2 separate regions of the Homo sapiens genome follow, and region 1 is linked to region 2. Evidence: read pairs that join two places in POLR2A ChIA-PET (ENCODE). Cell type or tissue: B cell. All regions are shown on one strand.

What was found. ChIA-PET counts read pairs that join two places held together with the same protein. Peaks named below come from ENCODE experiments on the same cell type or tissue, not always from the same donor. Only the 100,000 strongest peaks of a DNase experiment are listed, where the experiment ranks them.
Region 1: POLR2A ChIA-PET joins it to region 2 with 12 read pairs; 7 of 35 experiments call an interaction of 5 or more read pairs at or near these places.

What each region holds. Positions count from the first base shown.
Region 1 is chr14:102,738,659-102,742,658 of GRCh38, reverse strand. No RefSeq gene overlaps it. Among named protein-coding and RNA genes, the nearest start is that of TRAF3, 37 kb to the left of the region's middle. In B cell, no CTCF peak of the experiment used is centred here; no DNase peak of the experiment used is centred here.
Region 2 is chr14:102,797,416-102,801,415 of GRCh38, reverse strand. The region is part of intron 1 of TRAF3 (TNF receptor associated factor 3); the gene reads right to left. Among named protein-coding and RNA genes, the nearest start is that of TRAF3, 22 kb to the right of the region's middle. RefSeq lists an enhancer at 2,549-2,598. In B cell, no CTCF peak of the experiment used is centred here; no DNase peak of the experiment used is centred here; H3K27ac peaks cover 2,389 bases.

The DNA.
Region 1 (4,000 bases), 59 kb after region 2:
AAAAAAAAAAAAAAAATTAGCCAGGCATGCTGGCGGGTGCCTATAATCCCAGGTACACAGGAGGCTGAGGCAGGAGAATTGCTTGAACCCGGTGGGCGGAGGTTGCAGTGAGCCAAGATCATGCCATTGCACTCCAGCCTGGGCAACAGAGTGAGATTCCATCTCAAAATAAATAAATAAATATATCAACTCAGCTGGATGCAGCGACTCATGCCTGTAATCCCAGAACTTTGGGAGGTCAAGGCAGGTGGATCTCTTGAGCCCAGGAGTTCAACACCAGCCTGAGCAACATGGTGAAACACTGTCTCTACAAAAAATTTAAAATTTGCTGAGCATGGTGGCACGTGCCTCTAGCCCCAGCTACTTGGGAGGCTGAGATGGGAGGATCACTTGAGCCCAGGAGATCAAGGCTGCAGTGAGCCCTGATTGTGCCACTGCCCTCCAGTCTGGGTGATGAAGCAAGACCCTATCTCTCTAAAATATAATAATAATAAATGAAAGGCACCAACTCACAGAGTTGAGCAGCTCAGTGAACCCCCCAGGAGCATAATGAAGCAGAACAAATGCAAAGCCACATCCAGGCAATCATCATCAACTAGATGAAAGCCCTAGACAAAGAAAAAAAATTTAAAACAGCCAGAGAAAAAAGGAATGTTGGCTGGGCGCGGTGGCTCACGCCTGTAATCCCAGCACTTTGGGAGGCCAAGGCAGGTGGATCACGAGGTCAGGAGTTTGAGACGAGCCTGACCAACACAGTGAAACCCCACCTCTACTAAAAATACAAAAATTAGCTGGGTGTGGTGGTGCATGCCTGTAATCCCAGCTACTTAGGAGGCTGAGGCAGGAGAATTGCTTGAACTCAGGAGGTAGAGTTTGCAGTGAGCTGAGATTGCACCACGGCACTCCAGCCTGGGAGACAGAGCGAGACTCTGTCTCAGAAAAAAAAAAAAAAAAAAAAAAGTAATGTTATTTTCAGAGAAGTAAAATGGTTGTGTGTTGACTTTTGCTTAAAACTATGGAAGCTAGAAGACAATGGAATTACATCCTTAATGTGCCAGAAGACAAAAATAAAACCCTAATATTTTACAAACAGAAAATTTATATTTTACATCTATCAAATATAAATGCAAAATAATGATGACTTTAGTTTTTTTTTTTTTGGCTTTTTTTTTTGAGATGGAGTCTTGCTCTGTTGCCTACGCTGGAGTGCAATGGTGCAATCTCTGCTCACTGCAACCTCCGCCTCCCGGGTTCAAGCAATTCCTCTGCCTCAGTTTCCTGAGTATCTGGGATTACAGGCACCTGCCACCATGCCTGGCTAATTTTTATATTTTTAGTAGAGATGGGGTTTCACCATGTTGGCCAGGCTGGTCTCAAACTCCTGACCTCAGGTGATCCATCTGCTCTAGCCTCCCAAAGTGCTGGGATTACAGACGTGAGCCACTGCACCCAGCCAGATTTTTTTTTTAAAGGAAAGAATTTAGCAACAGCAGACATGCACTGAAAAAAGTACTTAAGTTCTTGGGCCAGGCACAGTGACTCATACCTGTACTGCCAGCACTTTGGGAGGCCAAGGTGGGAGGACGACTTGAGGCCAGGAGTTTCAGACTAGCCCTGGCAACGTAGCAAGACCCTGTCTCTACAAAAAAAAGTTGAAAATTTAGCTGGGCTGGCCAGGCGCGGTGGCTTATGCCTGTAATCCCAGCTACTTGGGAGGCTGCGGTGGGAGAATCACTTGAACCCAGGAGATGGAGGTTGCAGTGAGCAGAGATTGTGCCACTGCACTCTTGAGCTCAGGAGTTCGAGACCAGCCTGGACAACATGGCAAAATCCTGTCTCTACAAAAAAAAATTAAAAGAAAAAAAATTAGCCAGGTGTGATTTGTGCCTGTAAGTCTCAGCTACTTGGGAGGCAGAGGTGGGAGGACTGCTTGAGCCCAGGAGGTTGAGGCTGCAGAGAACCGTGATTACACCACTGCACTCCAACCTGGGCAACAAAGCAAGACCTTGTCTCACACACAAAAAATTTAAAAATTAGCCAGTCACAGTGGCATGTGCCTGTACTTCCAGCTACTCGTAGGCGGGTTAGCAGGGGAACTGAAGTGGGAGGATCACTTGAGCCGGGAGGTCGAGGCTGTAGTGAACCATGATCGCACCACTGCACTCCAGCCTGGGCCACAGTGAGACCCTGTCTCAAATGAAACTTTAGTCTGGGTGCGGGTGGTTCACGCCTATAATCCCAGCACTCTGGGAGACCAAGGCGGGTGGATCACGAGGTCAAGAGACTGAGACCATTCTGGCCAACATGGTGAAACCCCATCTCTACTAAAAATACAAAAATTAGCCAGGTGTGTGGTGGGCACCTGTAGTCCCAGCTACTCAGGAGGCTGAGGCAGGAGAATGGCATGAACCCGGGAGGCAGAGGTTGCAGTGAGCTGAGATCACACCACTGCACTCCAGCCTGGCGATAGAGTGAGACTCCATCTCAAAAGAAAAAAAAAATTTTTTAAAAACCTATCATTATTAATTTTTGTATTCTTATCTTTACTGTTTTGATCAATGTCCTTTTTTTTAATGGCATGTTAGGCCAGTAGGAGGTCCTTTAGTTTGGCTCCCAAGTCCCTCGGACGTGACCCCATCATTTTGGGTGCTTCTTTGATCTCTGGCATCAGATTCCCAGGCTCCCCTTGTATACTTCCTTCCTCCCATAGCGAAATCCAGTCACTTCTCCAAAGAACATGGTTCCTTTCCGTGGGAAATGGCATTCAGAGACCACGATCCAGCTTTGGGGCGGGGAGGTGGAAAGGTGCAGGTCACAGTGCCCCTGCCAGCCTCTGCCTTCATGTGGCACATCCAGGGCCTACCTTCCCACTGTTGAAAGCCTTGGACCACCACTGAGTGGTAAAACTTGGCTCACGGATGAATCACGACCCCTAGCAGGGTGGGCTCGGCATCTCTGGAAGTCAGATCAATCACCGACAAAGCCTTCCTGGACTCTACACAGGGAGGGAGTCTCTGGGCTAGGGTGGGGTGAGGCCTGGGGTTACCTCCTGGCCCATCCCAGCACCCCAGGCTTGAATGGTGGCACAGTTCAGCCAACTAATCCAATCATAGGAAACCTGCTGCTACCCTCCCTGTGTGGATGTTTCCATTTCTCTGTCTCCCGACTGGAATTCAGGGTCCTTCAGGGCTGGAACCCTGTCTGTCTTGCTCATCACCTGCCCAAAGCTACATTGCAGGGGCTCAAGAAATGCTTTTGCTGACAAATGCCTCAAAGGCACGATTTCCTTTTACCAAGAAGGGACTCAACAACTGGAAGGACTCACATTGCAGAGCAGGGTTTGGAACCTGCCTCAGGCTGGCTGCCCCCAAGGCATCCCCGCCCCACCCTGCTGGGTCCCAGGAAAGCCTAAGGGCTGTGCAGAGCATGCAGCTCCGGGCACTTTGCTGGGACAGGCCTGCAGGGACACGGTCCTTACTGGCTACTCCCAGAAAGGCTGGGAACCTCCCCCAGCCCCATATGCCCCGCACCCCATCCCAGTTCAACTGATGTGGGAGGCAGCTGTGGATCTACCGGCCATTTGGTTGGGGAGGCAGCTGAGTGGCCACCTCCTCACCAGGGCATCCAAAGGGATAGGGCATGTACCTGGCTCTTGCCGGCCCCACTCAAATGGAGAAACAGAACACCAGGGGCGGGAGGGGCTTGTCTCACAGCACAGTGATTCAGGGACAGAATCCAAGCCCCTGATTCCTAGCCAGGCAAGATTCAGCTTCACAGAGCTGGAAGGTGCTGCAGCCCAATGTAGGCTGGGGCAGGAAGGCCAGGAGGATGTGGCCAGAGGAATGAGGGGTGGGGAGCGGGGAACACATTTCAATTCTGAATCTCCTTCATGAACAAGGCATTCAACCAAGAGGACCGAGGCTCAGCAGCCTGGAGGGCCGTGGAGAGGACAGCTACCAAGAAAGGCCTGGCAGCCACGTACACCCCCAACTAAATGTGT
Region 2 (4,000 bases):
CAAAACCGAGGCCAGATGTGTTTCAGAGTTCAGAATTTTTTGAATTTTAGAAAGGAAATATTGTACGCATATTTTATATATTATATATTATATAACACTCCAGGGAAGTCTGAGGCAGTAACCATAAGAAAACACATTAATTCACCGGGTGTGGTGGCTCTTGACTGTAATCCCAGCACTTTGGGAGGCCGAGGTGGGAGGATCACTTGAGTCTAGGAGTCTGAGACTAGCCTAGGTAACAAAGTGAGAAGACACGGAGTCTCGTTCTGTCGCCCAGGCGGGAGTGCCGTGGCGCGATCTCCGCTCACTGCAAGCTCCGCCTTCCGGGTTTACGCCATTCTCCTGCCTCAGCCTCCCGAGTAGCTGGGACTACAGGCGCCCGCCACTGCGCCCGGCTAATTTTTTGTATTTTTAGTAGAGACGGGGTTTCACCGTGGTCTCGATCTCCTGACCTCGTGATCCGCCCGCCTTGGCCTCCCAAAGTGCTGGGATTACAGGTGTGAGCCACCGCGCCCGGCCAGAACCCTTTCTTTACAAAATTTAAATTAAAAAATCAGCTGGGTGTGGCGGCACAAGCCTGTAGTCCTCGCTACTTGAGAGGCTGAGGTGGGAAGATCTCTTGAGATCAGAAGTTCAAGGCTGCAGAGAGCTTTGATCACACCACTGATTCTAGCCTGGGCAACAGAGCAAGAGTCTTCTCAAAAAAAAAAAAAAAAAAAAGGAAAAGAACAGGAAACATGTTAATTAACCATCTGTGGTAAAATAATGAAATATTCATATTAAGTGGAATAGAGATTATAAATAGCCTCACATAAGTTCAGGCCAAGTGGCACCAAATCTATGAAAAAACATTCCATTTTCAGAGGCTCTGGGGTTTCAGCACTGTGGCTGAGGAACTGGGGCCTGCACCATCGCACTCACTTTATGTGCTACGGTCCTGGTTCAGAAAGGCCAAATAACTTGGTCAAGTTCATGCAGCTGGGAAAGAAGAGAGGCAAGGTATGAACCCCGACTCTCTCACCCAAAGCCTGCACGGTGCTTCTCACACTTAAATGAACGCAATGATCACCTAACAGCCTCTCTGAGAGCTGACTGTGAGTCGGCAGGTCTGAGGCAGGGCCTGGGAAACTGCATTCCTAAAGCACTGGGGCTCCTGGAGGGAATGTGCTGCTTCCACTGGACCAGAGGCTCCCAGTCCAGCAGGGCATCAGCACTCCCAGGAGTTCTTTAAAAATTCCCTCTAAATCTGAATTTCCAGGGTCTTAACTGATAGAAATTGTATGGGTGGGGGCCTCAGTTTTTGTGGTCATTTCTAATAGCCCATTAAGAGAAATAAATCACTAATAAAGTAGGGCTCTGAGAAGGCAGCCCGCAAGCCCAGTCAGGAGTTCCCCTTGGAGTCCCTACTTTCCATCAAAGGAGTCTAGGAAGATTCCAGCAATGACCACAAAATGTTATTAAATTCCTCAGAGACAACATACCCCAGCCATCCCAGGTTCTGGGGATCACAGCATTTTTCACCCTCCCTTGGAATCAACAAAATCCTACACATACCACACTAAAGGCCAAGTTCTAGAGGACAACCACAAACAAATGTGAAAACTATTGCTGCCTGGCAGCTGACAGAAGGAAATACTTAGCAGAAGACTATGAGAAAAGAAGTGCTTGGCCAAGAGCAGTGGCTCAGCCTGTAATTCCAGCACTTGAGATGCCAAGGCACGCAGGTCCTTTGAGGGCAAGAGTTCAAGACCAGCCTGACCAACATGGTGAAACCCCATCTCTACTAAAAATACAAAAATTAGCCAGGTATGGTGGCATGTGCCTGTAGTCCCAGCTACACAGGAGGCTGGGGCAGAAGAACTGCCTGAATCTGGGAGACGGAGGTTGCAGCGAGCAGAGATCGCACCATTGCACTCCAGCCTGGGCGACAGAGTGAAACTCCGTCTCAAAAAAACAAACAACAACAACAACAAAAACAAGTAAAGAAGTGCTAACACTTGGGCTAGGCTACACTGTGGGAATGAATTCATGAACTGAATGGAATCTGCACATACTTAATCAAACTGTGTATTCTGAATTATGCTCACGAGATGCTAAGATGGAAAAGAACATGAGTGGTAGTGCAGCTGGTTCCTCCCGCTGTGTCAACTCTCTGCAGGTCCTCTGATGTCTGCTAAGCTCCTCCCAAATGTACCCATCATGAGAAAGACTCTGAGCAGGACTTCCACAGCACTAATCTCCCCCCAATGCCACCAGACTCTTAATTCTGCTTTCAGTAGTCCAAATCAGCCACTGCTTCTCACACCCAGTCTCAGGTCACTTCTGATATGACATGTATGTACCCCAGCCTGGTCACCACCCTAATGCTGGTTCTCTGCAGAAGCTCATTTGGTTAAATTCCTCATGTAAACTGAACAAGAGTCCTATTCTGACCTCGGTATTAGCTTTTGATAATTACTAATCCTGTAATTTGTCCTTTTTTTGTTCTATTGCCTCCTTCATAAAGTGTCACGTTCCAGACTGAAACTGGCAGTCTGAATTTCCTGAGAACACAGAATGCCTCATGGAGCATTTTTATGCATTTACCTAGCACTGTAACAGCAGGACTGGCACCCATGAAGTGCTTTACAAAGGTCTGCTGAGGCCGGGTACAGTGGTCATGCCTATAATCCCGGCCATTTGGGAGGCCGAATCAGGAGGATCACCTGAACCTAGGAATTTGAGACCAGCCTGGGCAACATAGAGGCCCCATCTCTACAAAAAAAATTTTGTTTTTGAGACAGGGTCTCGCTCTGTCGCCCAGACTGGAGTGCAGTGGTGCGATCTCAGCTCACCACAACCTCTGCCTCCCAGATTCAAGCTGTCCTCCTACCTCAGCCTCCTGAGGAGCTGGAACTAATGGCACACGCCACCACACCTGGCTAGTTTTTATATTTGTTTTATAGAGATGAGGTCTCCATAAAGCCCAGGCTGGTCTCAAACTCCTGAACTCAAGCAATCTGCTCACCTTTGCCTCCCAAAGTGCTGGGATTGCAGGTGTGAGCTACCGTACCTGGCCCAAAAAATGTTGGAAACTTAGAAAGTGAGGATCACTTGAGACTGAGAGGTCGAGGCTACAGTGAGCTGTGATCGCACCACTGCACTCCAACCTGGGCAACAGAGCAAGACCCAGTCTCAAAAAAAAAAAAAGGGTTTTCTGAACTAAGCTAGATTTGGTCAGTGCTCACTTAAATGTTTTAAATGTTGTTTTTCTTTACATGAAAATACACTGAGTACCTAAGCTTAGTCAGGCACACAGTAGTTAATACATGCTGAACTGGTGAATGTGTGGTGGACATATCCTGTCCTCTCTTTCCCGACTAAGAAATACGAGTGCCTAGGCTGGGCGTGGTGGCTCACACCTGTAATCCCAGCACTCTGAGAGGCCGAGGCAGGTAGATCACCTGAGGTCAGGAGTTGGAGACCAGCCTGACCAACATGGTGAAACCCTGTCTCTACTAAAAATACAAACTTAGCCAGGCGTGGTGGTGCAAACCTGTAATCCCAGCTACTCGGGAAGCTGAGGCGGGAGAATCGCTTGAACCTGGGTGGCGGAGGTTGCGGTGAGCCAAGATCACGCCACTGCACCTCCAGCCTGGGTGACAAGAGCAAAACTACATCTCAAAAAAAAAAAAAAGAAAGAAAAAGAAATACAAGTGCCTTCAACCTTAAATACCATTTTTCATTTTTATGGATTTTTAAAAACTGATTATTTTATTTTCACAGCAACTATAATCTCCATATGCCATGCAAGGAGACAAGGCTTTCAAAGAGATTCAATGATTTGCCTAAGGTCACAAAGACAGATGGGGACTAGACCACTGGTCTCTAACTCCTCCTGCAATCTTGTCCTTCCACTGCGGGGTTTCTGCAGGAGGGACGCCACTATCTCCTCCTCCTCCTCCTCTTCCTCCTGCCTCTGGCTTACCAACAGATAATCTCTACGCTTCCCACCATTCTT